2 separate regions of the Mus musculus genome follow, and region 2 is linked to region 1. A link is a loop called in an ENCODE intact Hi-C map of the cell type or tissue named here. Cell type or tissue: heart. All regions are shown on one strand.

What was found. A loop is a pair of places that touch in the nucleus more often than their neighbours do. Peaks named below come from ENCODE experiments on the same cell type or tissue, not always from the same donor. Only the 100,000 strongest peaks of a DNase experiment are listed, where the experiment ranks them.
Region 2: a loop joins it to region 1, with 3 times the contacts of the local background. A loop is called at or near these places in 8 of 42 quality-filtered maps.

The regions. Positions count from the first base shown.
Region 1 is chr5:148,329,394-148,337,393 of GRCm38, reverse strand. It overlaps Slc7a1 (solute carrier family 7 (cationic amino acid transporter, y+ system), member 1), which reads left to right. Exons shown (of 13, transcript NM_007513.4): 9 at 185-287; 10 at 1,800-2,017; 11 at 2,736-2,902; 12 at 3,396-3,504; 13 at 4,851-8,000. The coding sequence ends at 4,954. Among named protein-coding and RNA genes, the nearest start is that of Slc7a1, 67 kb to the left of the region's middle. In heart, no CTCF peak of the experiment used is centred here; a DNase peak (open chromatin) is centred at 4,763.
Region 2 is chr5:148,396,734-148,404,733 of GRCm38, reverse strand. Slc7a1 (solute carrier family 7 (cationic amino acid transporter, y+ system), member 1) reads left to right here and starts at 4,830. Exons shown (of 13, transcript NM_007513.4): 1 at 4,830-5,005. In heart, no CTCF peak of the experiment used is centred here; a DNase peak (open chromatin) is centred at 4,823; H3K4me3 peaks cover 2,642 bases; H3K27ac peaks cover 1,751 bases; H3K27me3 peaks cover 414 bases.

The sequences.
Region 1 (8,000 bases):
ATTTTTCATGTTATTTCTTGAGAACTCTCTTCCAACCTTGAGCCTGACTTCAATTGAGCAATGCCTCTCATGGATAGGCTGAGTGAGGGTGGGGCTGGAAGTACCCAGATTACAGGTAGGTGGCAGTCCTGACCATAGGACCGCCAGAGGGCCACTCACAGCCCCATGTCTGTCTTCTCCCCAGCTGTGATGGCCTTCCTCTTTGAACTGAAGGACCTGGTGGACCTCATGTCCATTGGCACTCTCCTGGCTTACTCTTTGGTGGCTGCCTGTGTTTTGGTCTTACGGTACGTATGGCATCCCTGAGGTCAATGACAAATGGTAAACAGACGCTTGTGGCTGTTTTAACAGTGCTGACGAGGGGGGTTGTGAGTTCATAGTTTTCAGGCCATACTAGCTGAATTGGAGAATGTCGGGTAGGTGGGATGTGGTCGGTGGTACACCCAGCCCCCACCCCATCCACCAGGGTCCCTATCGTGTCCCCTATCTTTCTGGCTAAGTGTCCCCAGCACCAGCATTGGTCTGAATCTGGGATCGGAAACTTAGAAGGCATAGGGCAGTGACTTCAGTCGGCCCGACTGTTGGGGTAGATGATTCCCAGGACTGCATTAGAAGAACCTCGGGCCTATGTATACTGTAGCTTCTGAGTGTCTGTAGCTCTCAGGGACACTGGATTCTCATTGTTTTTATTTTAACGACAACAGCATTAAAGTGGCTTCAGGGCCACTGAAGCTGGGTGCTCTAGCGCCTCACCCACACAGAGCCTTCCCAAAGCCTATGCCTGTACCCCATCTTTGCTTGGACATGGAAGAACAGGCTTCTGCTCTAGGGATGTCCTGAGGTGGCATTTGTCATGAGAACATGCATTCACAGTGACTGTTTGTGGCACAACCATCGCTTCCTTTCCTCCTTCAGGCGTTTGTTAGAAAGCAAAAAGCCATTTCCATAAAGCCTGGGCTGATCCCTGCTAGCAACTGCAAATTCAGCCTAAACTAGTTCATAGACCTCTTCAATTCTAGAGGCTCAACCCTAACATGTTCTTTGAGACCCACCTACTTTCTTTCTTTTTTTTTTAAATTTATTTTATGTATGCAAGTGCACTGTAGCTGTGTTCAGACACACCAGAAGAGGGCATTGGATCCGATTACAGAAGATGGTTGTGAGCCACCATGTGGTTGCTGGGATTTGAACTCAGGACCTCTGGAAGAGCAGTCAGTGCTCTCAACCGCTGAGCCATCTCTTCAGCCCCCACCTACTTTCTTAATTGGCTAAAATACAATGCCTTCGTGAGTCTGTAGGAAGAACAGTTAACTAGCTTGATACCCTTGATACACACGCTTCTTGCGCTTGGACTTGATTGTCCTCAAAACAATTCAAAAGGGACTCTGCTTTTCAAAGCTGTTGAGGATGGACGGTCTGGTTGGGAAGGCAAGGACCTGCCCTCATGTAATCACATGCTTCATCTGCAGGTAGCCTGGGTCATTAGAGGCTCAACCCTAACGTGGGGCTCAACCATTCCACAGGGTCCATTCTTCACAGGCTCTGTCGGTACGCACTCCATGGAACTTAGCGTTTTAGAATAGCTTTATCCAGTTACGGCATGTAGACAGAGCTTACCAGTCCTCCATTGATCTGTCCTTTGTTCTTGTATTGCTAGAGTCTGCACCGTTCTACTGGTTTATGACCTGTGTCCCAGGCACCTTAACCTTTGAATGCACAGTGAGAACTCAGACTGATGTGCGTGTCCTTTCTTAACAAAAGCCGCTATCAGCACTCATGCAGTGGGCATGTCTTTACAGGTACCAGCCAGAACAACCTAATCTGGTATACCAGATGGCCAGAACCACCGAGGAGCTAGATCGAGTAGATCAGAATGAGCTGGTCAGTGCCAGTGAATCACAGACAGGCTTTTTACCGGTAGCCGAGAAGTTTTCTCTGAAATCCATCCTCTCACCCAAGAACGTGGAGCCCTCCAAATTCTCAGGGCTAATTGTGAACATTTCAGCCGGCCTCCTAGGTAAGAGCTCCCGTTTTCCTGGGAAGGGGTTTGGAGTCTACGTCTGTGGTGCTGTGTGGCTTCTGCTCCACAGGCATGAGAGTTGGGTAGGGATGTGGGATGCTGGGAAAGATGAGGGTCTGGTTTGATACCCAGCTATGACACCAGCTTTTCATTCCTATGGAATTTATGACACAGAAGCAGTCTCCTTTTTTTTTTAATTAGGTATTTAGCTCATTTACATTTCCAATGCTATACCAAAAGTCCCCCATACCCACCCACCCCCACTCCCCTACCCACCCACTCCCCCTTTTTGGCCCTGGCATTCCCCTGTACTGGGGCATATAAAGTTTGCATGTCCAATGGGCCTCTCTTTCCACAGAAGCAGTCTCCTTTTGGAGGATTTGAATATATATATATATATATATATATATATATATATATATATATATATATATATATATATATATACACACATTATGTATATATGTATATATATGTGTATATATATCTTCAAATATATATCTTCAAATACATATACATATTGTATTATGTATATATGTATGTATATATACATATAATGTGTGTGTATATATGTATGTATGTGTATATATATGTATATATGTGTGTGTATATATGTATATATATGTGTATGTGTGTGTATGTATATGTGTGTGTGTATATATATATATATATATATATATAATTCCCCAATTCTAATTCTTTTCCTCTCTCACAGCCGCTCTTATCATCACCGTGTGCATTGTGGCCGTGCTTGGAAGAGAGGCCCTGGCCGAAGGGACACTGTGGGCAGTCTTTGTAATGACAGGGTCAGTCCTCCTCTGCATGCTGGTGACAGGCATCATCTGGAGACAGCCTGAGAGCAAGACCAAGCTCTCATTTAAGGTGAGCAGCTTGGCAGGCCTGCAGGAAAAATACCAATAGGTCGAGAGCGTGGTTTTTTTCTGTAAGAAAGCTGAACCTTTGTGGCTCGGCCAGACTTGGGAGCTTCGGGAGGCCAGTCTGGCCAGCTCACCTCAGGGACCCTCAGAGCACAAAATGTCTTGTTAAGCAGGAGCCCCTATGTCTCCCCAGTCCTCAGTTAGTAGGGCATACCCTGTCTCTAAGGGCCTCTTGTTAAATATCCTGATGAATTGCCTGACATTGTTTGGCCTTGGAGGTGACCCAAGGTATCTGCAGTTTTAATAATTTAATATAATAATAATAATAATAACAAATAATAATAATAATAACAATATCAACATAGTTTAACCTTGGGGATAAAATGGATATCCCTCTTCTAGTCTCTTTATGAGGAATGTTTGGGCAATTCTTTTTGGAGTGGGCTGTTGAGTTTGCCACCTCCCATCAGATCTGATGGCGCCTCATGTCTCTGCAGGTACCCTTTGTCCCCGTACTTCCTGTCTTGAGCATCTTCGTGAACATCTATCTCATGATGCAGCTGGACCAGGGCACGTGGGTCCGGTTTGCAGTGTGGATGCTGATAGGTATGTATGGGATGGTGTGTGCTTTGCTGGGTGAACCCGCATTCGATACCCAGCTTCTCTCTGTAAGGCCGAGCGTTTTCCCCTCCTGCTTCCTGACTGGCTAGTTAATGTAGCAGAACCCGCCTCCTTTCACCTCAGACAACATGGAGAAACAGGAGTTGTCAGTGGCTTACTCTAAAACTCCTGACACGTTGTGGAATCTCCTTCCCCTTTAGATACCTTTCATAGCCGGCTGCCCAAGAGAGTTCTCTCTCCAGGCATATCTTGAAGTTAAAAAAGCATGAGGTGAGAGAGATAGTTATTAAGAAAGCACCAGTTACTCTGGATAGGAAGGCTAAGTTGCACCTACTTGCCCAGTACCTGGCTCTGGGCTCTTCCGAGTACCTCTGCCAGTAGGACCACGAGCGTGTGGGAGCTGCTGGGAAGCTCTTGATGGAACGGCAGCTCTCGAGACAATCGGGGCTTGAGCAACCTGGGGATTGTGTACAGTTTAGTCCGGAGTTGTCTGCCTGGATGCTGGCCATCCCTCACTAGGGCTGATGTTGTGTCTCTCCCTACCAAGAGTGTGCCACTCTGTTCCCAATCTCCACCCCAGGCATCTGGCCTGGGGGCTGTAGAAGCTGGTTTCAGGCCTTCTCATTCTGTCTGATGGCCTAGGAGACCCTGGGCCCTGAGACCCTGGAACCTCGTGAGAAGCACCTTGCCTTATTTCTTTGTACATTCCAGGGACCTGTCTTCATTCGGCTTCAAAGTCTAGAGAGGTGCCCACAGCTCACTGTGACCCATTTCTTGGTGGTGGAGGTATGGGGTCTTCTCCTAAACTCCCCCTGCCTTGGGCCGGTGAGCCCTCGGGACTGTATTCCTGTGTGGGTTGCACAGGTGACCCTGAGCCATGTGTTCACAGTCCCTTGTGGGTCAGTCCTTTAAAGCATCACTGCAGATGTGGAGAGCCCTGGATGCTGGGTCAATACTGTGTACGGCCCTTGTTGACTGTCTCCTTCAGTCTAATGGGTTACTTAGGAAAAAAAAAAAAAATCAGAGCTACTAAGCCAGTCTAGGCTGGAAGTCCCAACCTGGGAAGGAACAGTGTCTCTCTGGTACTCTGATGCCACCTAGTGGTGGAAAACAGCTCAACGTCTTCTGTGACCTTCCACCCAGCCTGCTGCTCAGGGAAGCCCCTGTGCACCGCCCAGGATATACACAGTGCAAGCAGGACAGTGACTTTGGCTAATCCCATCCGGGGCCGTGTGTCGCCTCTCCGGGTGTCGAAGTCTACCTGGGCCCCCCCTGCGGGTCTGGCAGCCCTGCCTGCACTCTTCACCCTTCTGTCCCCTTTTCCCCCGTAGGTTTCACCATCTATTTCGGTTATGGGATCTGGCACAGTGAGGAAGCGTCCCTGGCTGCTGGCCAGGCAAAGACTCCTGACAGCAACTTGGACCAGTGCAAATGACGTGCAGCCCCACCCACCAGGGTGACAGCGGTTGACGGGTGCCCGTAGAAGCCTGGGACCCTCACAATCTCTCCACTCATGCCTCAGGATCAGCTCACACCCCCAATGTCACCAAAGCTGGTTTGCTGCCAGCTCGTGAGATCCTGGTCATTTCTGGACAGTCCCTTGGTTTACTCATCTCCCTCTGAACAAAGAAAGCAGCCCTTCTCCTTGCCGGCCGGCCGGGCGCTTCGCTGCTGCGGCCCCAGCAGAAGGGAGGCCCCCTTCTCCTCTCACTTGGGAAGCAGGCCTCCCTCCCTCCCTGGGACCACCCTGGCATCGCCCATGTGCACACTCCAGATGGCTAGTGAGCCTCTCCCTGTCAGCCCAGGACAGTCTCCTGACCACAAGATGCAAGACTATCCCAGCGAGGAAGCATGTGCCCCAACAGTGCTGCCCGACAGCCCATCAACTACAGAATACCTAAAGAGGAGGAACAGGCCCACATCTTACTGCTTTCTGGCTGGGGTGGTAGGATGGGGTCCCGGGTCTGCACAGAAGCATCTGTGCAGAACACAGCACGGTGTGAGCCGTTCAGGTGTGAGCCGCTCATCTCGAGCACAGAAGACGGGAGATCCCTGGAGTGACCAGTAGTGTCGAGATGAGACGGCCAGCTCAGCCCGCGTGGACTAGGGTGACATTCTCTGGTCTCATTCCTAGCAGGCCTGGGTTGGCTTTTGCTGCTCTTGGCGCCTTGTCCCCACTGTCCTGAGTCACTGGAACACAAGGCTGTATCCGTAGGGTTATTTCATTCTCTCGGGTCTTCTAAAGTTCTTCAGACAGGTGGCACTCAATGTGGGGTGGTGACGCCTTTCTGGCCACTGACGTGATCTGTGTGGCCTTTTACATCTAAGGAGTACTGCGGAGTCCTCCCCCTGCTGCTTGCTGTGAATCACTCCACTGGATTAACTTGGGGCTTAATGTTACCTTGGAAGATAGCCAAATCATTACCGACTGCCATATCAGCTTGCGGTTCAAGATGTGTGGCCTGCGCAGGAGATGGCTTGGGGTCCTATTGCTATTCCTCTTGTAGCTGTGGTGCCTTTGCCTGCTGCTGGTGAGATTTCCACCCTGGCCTGGACCTTATTCCCCTTCATTTCCCCTCCCCCACCCCACGCTCCATATCTCTCGGGGTGTGGCCTGAGGGCTGACACCTCTTCATTTACTCTTTGTAGATAGAAACTGCTTGAGAGTGCTGGTGGATTCTCAGAACCAGCAGGGTGCCCTTCCCCCACCCCACATCCCCCTTCCACCATATTGGGGTGGCGAAGCCTAGTGTCTTAGTCTAATGTTAATGCTGTTTATAAAGCCAAGCTTTCTTTTCTGTCTGGCTTTTGACCCAAGTCTGGTGGAAACAGGCTGAGTAGGTAGACTGATGGCCCTGTCTTTCCTCTGCTTTGGAAGATTCTTGAGAATGGAAGAGTTAGTGGGGCTGGACAGGCGTGTAGCCTAGTGGTAGCACACTTCCCCAGCCTACACAGGGCCTCAGCTTCCACCCCCAGCACTACGTATGGAAAATTAGGGAGATTAGAGAAACCACCTAATTGCTGGGTCAGCCAGTGGAGGACAGCTGAGCATCCAAGAGCCAGGCCCTGACCACCGTCCAGGCACTTTGTCTCCTAGGCTGCCTGAAAACACTGCAAAGGGAGTATTATAAGACCCTACATGTTGAGTTTCTAAAGGTATTTAAAGTTATGTAGATTGGTGCTGTAAAATATTTTGATAAATATTAACTTATTTTATTCGGGTCTTGATTACCTATTGTCTTCTTAGGGTCTGTTAAGTATCTGTCTGGGTTTTTTTTTTCCTTGTTACTTGAGAGAGAGAGAGAGAGAGAGAGAGAGAGAGAGAGAGAGAGAGGGCCCAGTGAGGTGTTGGAAGAATCTTTTAAAGTTTAGTGTCTTTGGCTTCTTTTTTGAGACAAGGTTTCACACTCTAGCTGGCCTGGAATAGGATTATCGTTGCCCAGTGTGGCCTCTGCCTCAGGCTCCCGAGTGCTAAGAGCATAGGCGTGAGCCTCCGCTCCTCCTGCTGAACTGTCTCTTGCTTTCTGGGTAAAACCTCCCTGTCTAAGGCAGCCTAACCATGTGTTTACAGTTGACGTTTCAGCCAGCAGCTTGTATCCCACCAAGGGGAAAGGTGTGTATCTAGGGGTTTGATCTGTCACCATCCCTCCTGAGGACCGCAAGCAACGGTCTATATATACATCTGTTCTATATGTTTCCCTGTGCGACACAGGAGCAAACACAGGCCCTGGCGGGGTGGGGTGGGGTCGGGGGGGGGGGCATCCTGAACCCACTTCCTAGTCAGGAAAAGATGCTTGAAGGCGGTGTGCCTAGTTAGTTGATTGGCCACTGAGCTCTTACTAAGAGTGGACACTTTTGGGGGTACACAGGAACAATGATGTATATAGTTATGCCTGGAGCGAGCCTCTAATGTGCTTTTTATTATGCCCCCAGTTCCTTCTGAAAGGAAAACACAAGCCCCAAACCCAAACAACACACACACACACACACACACACACACACACACACACACACACACACACACACATCCCTCCAGACCAACAGCAGGTGGTATCCCGTCTCCTAGCCTCCTGCCCAAAGAAGAGTCCCATTGGGTTTCAAAGCATGGCCAGCATTTCCTACCTAGCTGGAACTTAGACATTCTAAAGACACATTCCCATGCCTTGTTTACCTGCAGCTAGTATATTCACATTGAAAAGACCCATTTTTCCAGGAGCCTGTGCTCTTCCTGTCTCTGGGTCTAAGTTCATGAAGAAGCCAATACCCAGGAGTGGGGCACAAGATGTCTCCACCTTTCAGAAGGTGGCCCTGGTCATGGTGGTAGTGGTAGGTGGTGTCTATAGAGACATTAACCCTCCCACCCCACACCCCCGTGTATATTTGTGGAAGGGTGGGTGCACACCTAGGCCCATCCCCCATCCCTGCCCATCTCCTACAGCCAGGCCTTTGTGGATTTATTTTGCAAACAAAGAAAAAATGAG
Region 2 (8,000 bases), 67 kb before region 1:
CACTTCCTCTTTCAAGGCCACAGCTCCCACATCTACCCAGATAGTGAAGCCACCTGAGGACCAAATATTAAACTCTCTGTGCCTACAGACGTTCTCATTCAAACCACCGCAGTTTGTTTGAATTTTTTTAATGTAAGGTGGTTATGTTCTATTTCTTTTCCTTATGTTATTTATTTATTTTCCCACGTGGAGAGCCATTATTCTAATAGTACTCATTGAAGAGACTTTGCACTTAAAACATGATTTTCCTTTGGGCTGAAGAGATGTCTCAGCACAGGTGTTGCTTTTCCAGAGGATCTGAGTTCAATTCCCAGCACCCATGTTGGGCAGCTGAACTGCCTCTAGCTACAACTTCAGGGGACCTGTCATACTCCATGGGCACCTGTACACGTGGTACCCACTCACAAAGACACACACATGATTTAAAAAAATGAAAAGCAATGAATTTAAAAACTGTATGTGTATTGGTGCTCAGCCCGCATGAATGTCTGTGTGCTAAGTACACGCCTGGTGCCTGAAGGAGCCAGAAGGGGGCATCATATCCCAAGAGACTGGAGTTACAGACCATTCTGAGCCTCCATGTGGGTGCTAGGAACTGAACCCAGGTCCTCTGGAAGTGCAGTCAGTGCTCTTAACTGCTGAGCCATCTCTCCAGTCATATCTGCACCTTTATTGAGGATCTGTGGAGATGTGTGTAAGCCTGTTTATAGGTTGTCTAATCTGTCCATCTTTGGATCTGTCTCTCATATGTGCCATGAACTTTGTAACGCTATGCAACTAGCATGATCTCTACTGGAAATCAAAGAAACCAAGGATTACAGTAACCCAGTACATTCTCCTCAGGCTGTTAGGGGTTGGGTCAGAACCAGCCTGCATCTGCCTTACTGATTCTGATTCTAGGTCCTTTTAATGCCTTGTGCTGCCTGATGGTCCTAGACGAGGATGTGACTTACAAGATGTCCGACAGGGGCTAAGACCAGCAACCTCTTTCTGTGAGGGTTTTTGGAATCTTGGCTCAGCTGGCGATGATGGAGACCTCTCAGTCACGGTGCCTTAGGACCTTTGCTGTTTGTCATGGTATTGAGCCAGGGCTACCAGCATCTTCTGTGAGACCTTGACCACAATTGGGTTTCTCTGCTTCAAATTGATTTTTTTTCTCCTCTGAAGTCACTTCATTTTAGTTTAGAATTTTATCGCTATAATACCACATCCATGGCAACTTTTTCTACCCTGAGACAGGGATAGCTCTTGCTATCCTGAAATTGACTCTGTAGACCAGGCTGGCCTCAAATTCATAGAGATTTACACATCTCTGCGTCCCGAGTGCTGGGATGATACGTGTGTGCCATCTTGCCTAGCAAATAACAGGATTATTATAAAAGAAAACATTGAATTGGGGGTGACTTAGAGTTTAGAAGTTTTTAGTTCATTGTCATCATGGCAGGGAGCATGGCAGCCTACAGGCAGAAGGAGCTGAGAATTCTACATCTGGGGGCTGGAGATATGGCTCAGCCGTTTCCAGAGGATCCGAGTTCAATTCCCAGCAACCACATGGTGGCTCACAACCAACAGTAATGAGATCTGATGCCTTCTTCTGGTGTGTCTGAAGACAGCAACATCTACATCTGGATCAATAGGCTGCAGAGAGAGGGGGAGGGAGGGAAGGAGAGAGAGAGAGAGAGAGAGAGAGAGAGACAGACAGACAGACAGACAGACAGACACTGGGCCTGACTTGAGTGTCTGAAACCTCAAAGCCCACCCCCAGTGACATACTTTCTCCAACAAGGCCACACCTAATCCAACAGGCCACAGCTTCTACTAGTGCCCCTCCCTAGGAGGGACATTTTCATTCAAAGCACCGGATACTTTTCATGGGCCCTGATTCTGAGGGATTCCTCTTGTCAGTCTGAAGGCCAGCTGCTCCGTGGGAGGCCAGCTGCTTCATGGGAGGCGTCACTGAACTGGAAACTGTGCTAAAAAATCCCCTAGGAAAGATGGAATCTAGGTTGGCTCTTCACGTGGAATATCTTTAAGGTTTGGAAGCCAAAAGCCAGTTTGAAAAAAAAAAACAAAACAAAACAGGGCCTGGAGAGATGGCTCAGTGGTTAATAGGACTGGCTGTTCTTCCTGGGTTCAGTCCCCAGCACCCACATGGTGGCTCACCTGTAACTAGCTAATACTCTTTTCTAGCCTCCATGGTCTCTGGCACGCACGTGGTGCTCCTAAAGTCATGCCGGCTCACACACATATACATTTAACAAACCCACAATTGTATTTCAAACATGAAAGGGTTGAACCTTTTCCTGAGACAGGATTTCTCTTTGTAGACACGGCTGTCCTGGAAATCTCTTCATAAACTAGGCTGGCCTCAAACTCAGAAATCTGAGTGTTGGGATTAGAGGGACGAACCACCACTGCCCAGCTCAAAGGGTTGGCTTTCGATCAAAATCACAGGGGCTGGGGAGATGGTTCCACGGGTAAGAGTGCATTGCACGAGGACCCGTTTGAATCTCACACCCACTTTACAAGCTGGGAATGGCTGCATGTGCCTTTAACCTCCAAACTGGGAGGCAGAAATGAGCAGATTACAAGCATTCGCTGACCAGGCAGCCTTACCAAAAAGTGATGAGTGTGGGGGCTCATTGAGAGATCCTGCTTTATGTCAGTAAGGCAGACAGTGATAGAAGGATACACTTGATATCATGTTTTGGCCTCTGCATGTCTGAACACTGACATGTGATATGTGTGCAACACACACACACACACACACACACACACACACAGAGTCAAATAACAAAACTATGGTTTAAAGATCTTAATTGTAGCCAGGCTTGGTGGCACACACGTTTAACCCCAGCACTTGGGGAGGCAGAGGCAGATGTGTCTCTGAGTTCGAGGCCATTCTGGTCCATAGAAAGTGAGTTCCATGAGAGCCAGGGCTGCATAGTGAGATCCTGTCTCAAAAAAAAAAAAACAAAAACAAAAACAAAAACAAAAACAAAGCAAAACAAAAGCAGTAAAGCTGAAGTTGGTCTTCTAGATAGGAATGAGCTGAAGAAAGCAGGTAGAAGTTACTGTCTCTGCATAGTAGAGGCAGGGAGAAGGGACAATAGAGAAAAAGCTGCCTAATATCTGGTTGATCCAGCTTGCTCTTTTTGGTTAAGGGTTTATGCACAGAGAATCATTACATAAACTGGTCATCGCTAATTTCCTAATTTCTTGAGAGGTCAGTTTAGCTTCAGCTTATTGGTGTGGGATTTTATTACCCGTGACTCCGTTTTTTGATTTTCAGCTTGTTTGACGGGACCTGTATCACACCAAAATCCCAGACGAGGACAGGGCAAGCAGTTTTTAAGAGAACGTAAATTTTCATAAGCAGTAGTGTGCCGATTTGTGGAGGACACACAGTGAATAGCGTTCGAATTCGGAGTCAGATACTCATCTGGTGCTGAAGGCAAAGCTGGTGGGCGCTGAAAGATGGGAGGTTTCCCTCTGTGAGAAGGGGGCACCTGGTAAAGATTCAGGAGACCTCCCTACTAGATTGGCAGGAATCAGTTCATCACCGCATGATTGACACTTACTTCTGTTGGCTGTTGGAAAACAAAGCATGTTTGATGCCTTGTTATTATCACAAACGCTGTTAGAAGTGCTTTAATGTTATCTTACAAGTGTTAGAAGTGCTTTAGTGCTATCCACCTCCCTCTACGTATTCATTAAGACTTTTTGGCTGGGCAATATAAATTAATACATCGTTAGTTTAATTCTATGGGAGTATCAACAGCTGTGGCTGACAATGAATCCCTTTACTGATAAGGCACACTTGAGAACACACATAGCATCCACCTTCTCTTTTCTCTTTTTCTTTTCTTTTCCTTTCTTTTCTCTCTTTCTTCCTTTCTTTCTTTCTTTCTTTCTTTCTTTCTTTCTTTCTTTCTTTCTTCTTTCCTTCCTTCCTTCCTCTCTCTCTCTCTCTCTCTCTCTCTCTCTCTCTCTCTCTCTCTCTCTCTCTCTCTCTCTTTTTTTAACAGGATTTCTCTGTATAGCCCTGGCTGTCCTGAAACTCACTCTGTAGACCAGGCTGGCCTCAAACTCAGAAATCCACCTGCCTCTGCCTCCCAAGTGCTGGGACTAAAGGTGTGTGCCACCACTGCCGGGCTTCGATATAATTCTTTATAAAAACTTTTATCTTATGCATATTTATGGTTTACCTGTGTATGTCTGTGCATCACATTCAAGACTTACAGATTAGTTGTGAGCCCCCATGTGGGGAGTCAGAACTGGGTCCTCTGAAAGGGTTGTCAGTGTTAACCGCTGAGCCATCCCTCAGCCCTATAGACTGTAGTTCTCGATTTTGGAGCAGAGATCAGAAGGAACCCTGAAGACTAGATTTGGGTACTAAACTTGGGGAGAGTCCCGCGGGTGTGAACTGCCTGAACTGTTCTGTTGGCTATGTGGAGGAACTACCTTGTATCAAAGGGAGGCTTGCAGGTTCTGGGGCCCTTCCTGACCAAGGCGGAGGCTAAGGCGTTAGCTAGGGCACAGCCGTAAAGTAGTCCAATGTCAAAAGAAGATTTACAACTAAGTCCAAAAAAAAAAAAAGTCTTTAAAATGTGTCTTACATCCAGTTTGGAGCAAGAAACCTGGTCGTCAGCTGTCCGTGGCTCCCCAGGAGGGGGCTCGCACCCCTCAGCCTGTGCCATCAGCTCTGACTCAAGCTCAGTTGCGGCTGCGGAGGACCAAGGGCGCGCGCGGGAGGCGCCCAAACCGGCGGGGAAGCCCGGTCTCGGGTGTCCCCGCCCACAGGGGCGCGGCCGCGCGGCGCTGTCATTGGTGCCCTGGAAGCTGACGCGCAGCACTGGCCGTGGCCGTGGGGCCCGCGGAGGGCGGCGCGCGGCTGATGAAACCGGCTCGGATTCCGCCCGCGTGCGCCATCCCCTCAGCTAGCAGGTGTGAGAGGCTTTCTACCCGCGGTCTCCACACAGCTCAACATCTTGCCGCCTCCTCCGTGAGTACGCGATCCTTGTGATTGCCCAGGAAGCTCTGAAAGCCTGAGTCACCTCGGTGTGCGTGTGTGTCTGTGTGTGTGGCCTCGGGTGGCGTTTCAGGCAGGGCGAGGGTTCTTCTTATCCTCTCCATCTCCGGGGGATGGGTGCGTGGGGCGGGCACCAGTGTTCCGGTCGCCTCCTCCGAGTCCATCTTGGTCCTTTGCAGGCGCGGCGTGGTGCATGATGCAACAGCGGGAGGGAGTGAACACGGGCGACCCGGGTGACGCCCGCCACGCGTGGCGCCGTGTGTAGGCTCCACGTGGGCGCGGGGACCCATCTACGCAGGCTGCCCCGGGTGGCATCCGGAGTCACGGCAGTCTGGGAGACCTTCCCTTACATGGCGCGGTGCGCGGCACCCCGCCCCGCCACGCGGTCCCGGGCAGTGTCGTCAGCCGAGCCGCGCGCAGGATGGACTCTTGTCAGGTCTCGCAGGCATGACCCGAGACCTGAGATTCCTGTCCTCCGGGTCGCCTCATAGTCTCCAGAGGTCCCTTTGGAGGGACTCCCTCTTGGGTGGGTTTTCCTTGTGACCCGATTCGGCCTGCACAGACTGTTCTTCCAGATGGTGTGGAGTGGGAGGAAGTTCTTCCGGCTCCGTAGACAACCTGTGCTCCGTGTGTTTCTGTCCAGTGGAAGACTTCCTGGGCACGATCAGGTCACCAGCCAAGGGTGTCCGCAGAGCAGTCCAGTGTCGCTCGCTCCAGCCCACTGCTGTGTGGACTTGTGTGTTAAGATAGCCAGACATGTGCTGGGATAGGCAGACATGTGCTGGGATAGGCAGACATGTGCTGTCAGGAAAACAAAACAAACTAAAAAACTACATTTCCCAGCACCCACAGTTATACTCTCACGTGCAGGAGGACAGGGTTTCAACCATAGGTGTATTTCTTCTAAAGGTGAGTAAACTTTCACTAGAATCCGGAGCGTTATCTTCTGCGTTATCTTTTGGTTGACTGTCTTAGCTGTCATGGAGTCAGCTGGTAATTGGGATTTTTGTAACATTTCTTGCCCTTCATGTGTGGTTAAGATAATAGGAAACCTCGACACAGTCATCCCCCTGGTATTTTTAGTTGGTCTCAATGGAAATTATTATTTTGACTAGAGCACACCCTTCTGCCACTAAAACAAAAGGGCGTGACTCACGAGATCAGAATAGACATTTAGAGGGGGAAAGTCACCCCATGAATTGAAACAGCTCTGAAAAGTTTAGCGTTTTGAGATCATGTTTTACTTAAGGGTGAAATTTAGAGGGTATATAAGGGAGGGTGGGGGGGGGTGAATAAACCAAAGGAACTAGTTAAGTAGAGATAAGAGATACCCCAGTGGCTAGGGCTGAATCTCACAGCCCCAGGGCTCTTTCTTGGCCCATAATTACAGGTTTTAGATTATTATTATTATTTTTTAAAGGTATGAAGACAAGCTGGCTCCCTTCGGGATTTCTCTTCTAAGACACATGGTCATTATTATATTTGGTAGATCAGTTTCTCCCCACCCCCACCTCACCCTGTGCTCCACCCACAACCCAGCTTCACAACCAGCCTCAAACTTGCTACTTTGCAAAAGATGACCTTGATCCTTTTGCCTCCCACTGTGTCCCTGGGATTACAGGCATTTGCGCGGATCCCAGTTCATGCAGAGCTGGAGAGCGTACCCAGGGGTCTCCTGCACACTCAGCTGCAGGTTTGCACAGTGGGCACCTGACAGGCCGGGTTATTTTTTCTCAGGCCCCAGGACACTTTTTTTTTTTTTGGGGGGATGTAATTAAATGCATTTATTGCTGTTTAAGCCTGCATTCTTTTCATTAGACCCGCCCGGCAGAAATAAGTAACTACATACATGGTCGCATTATGCTCAGGAAATTATGCCTTTCTCCAGAGTTAGAAGTATTTACTAATCCTAGGGAGGAGTATGAAGAAGGAAGACATGGTTAGGGGAAGAAATACCCGGTAACCTGGTGCTTGTCTGGATATCTGTGCCATGTTACCTACAGGCATCTCCTGAAATGTCTTGGTATTTCATCTGGTTCTTAGTCATCACTCCAGGCAGGACCTATAGATAAGACCTTAGAGCGGTGGCTCTCAACCTTTCTAGTGCTGCAACCCTTTAATACAGTTCCTCTTGCTGTGGTCACCGCCAACCATAAAATGATTTCGTTACTACTGCACAAGTGTAATTTTTGCCACTGTTATGAATCATAATGTAAATATATGATATGCAGGGTATCTGATATGGGACCCCTGTGAAAGGGTTGTTTACTCCCCAAAGGGTTGGGAAACCACTGCCCTAGTGTTTTCTTCATAGTTGGCCCCTTGGGGGTGGGGTGGGGCTGGGGACATAGGGAGTGGGTATTTGAGATTCGTGTGTGTGCTTGGGATTAATACCAGGGCCTCTCACATGCAAAACATATGCTAGGGACTGTGTCCCCTGGCCCACTGCCTGGATACATTTTAACAATCCATCCAGTAAGATTGGCTAGGGTTTCTATGTGAGGAGAGAGCAAGATGCTGTACTGAGGGAAAGGGGTAGGCTGGTCAAGAATCCTGTTGGGTGGAAGAGGGACATTCACGCTATTCATTTATATCTAGTCTAAAGGTTTACTTTTATTTATGTGGATGTGTCTGTGTGGATATTTGTCACGTGTGTGGGTACCCCTAAAAGCCAGAGAGTGTTGAATCCCTCGGAGCTTGGGTTACAAGCGGTTGTTGACGTCTGATATGGGTGCTGCTTATAAACTTGGGTCCTCTGGAGGAACAATAGTCTCTCTTAAATGCTGAGCCATCTTTCCAGTCCCGGGAGAAAAAGATTTTGGCAGACACAAAATAAAATGGCTAGTATATTCTCTCTCATTCATTCATTCATTCATTCATTCAAAGACTTGCTGTATAGACCAAACATGAGATCCTGCTGGCTCAGCCTCCAGAATGCTGGGGTTATATGTACACACTACCATGCCTG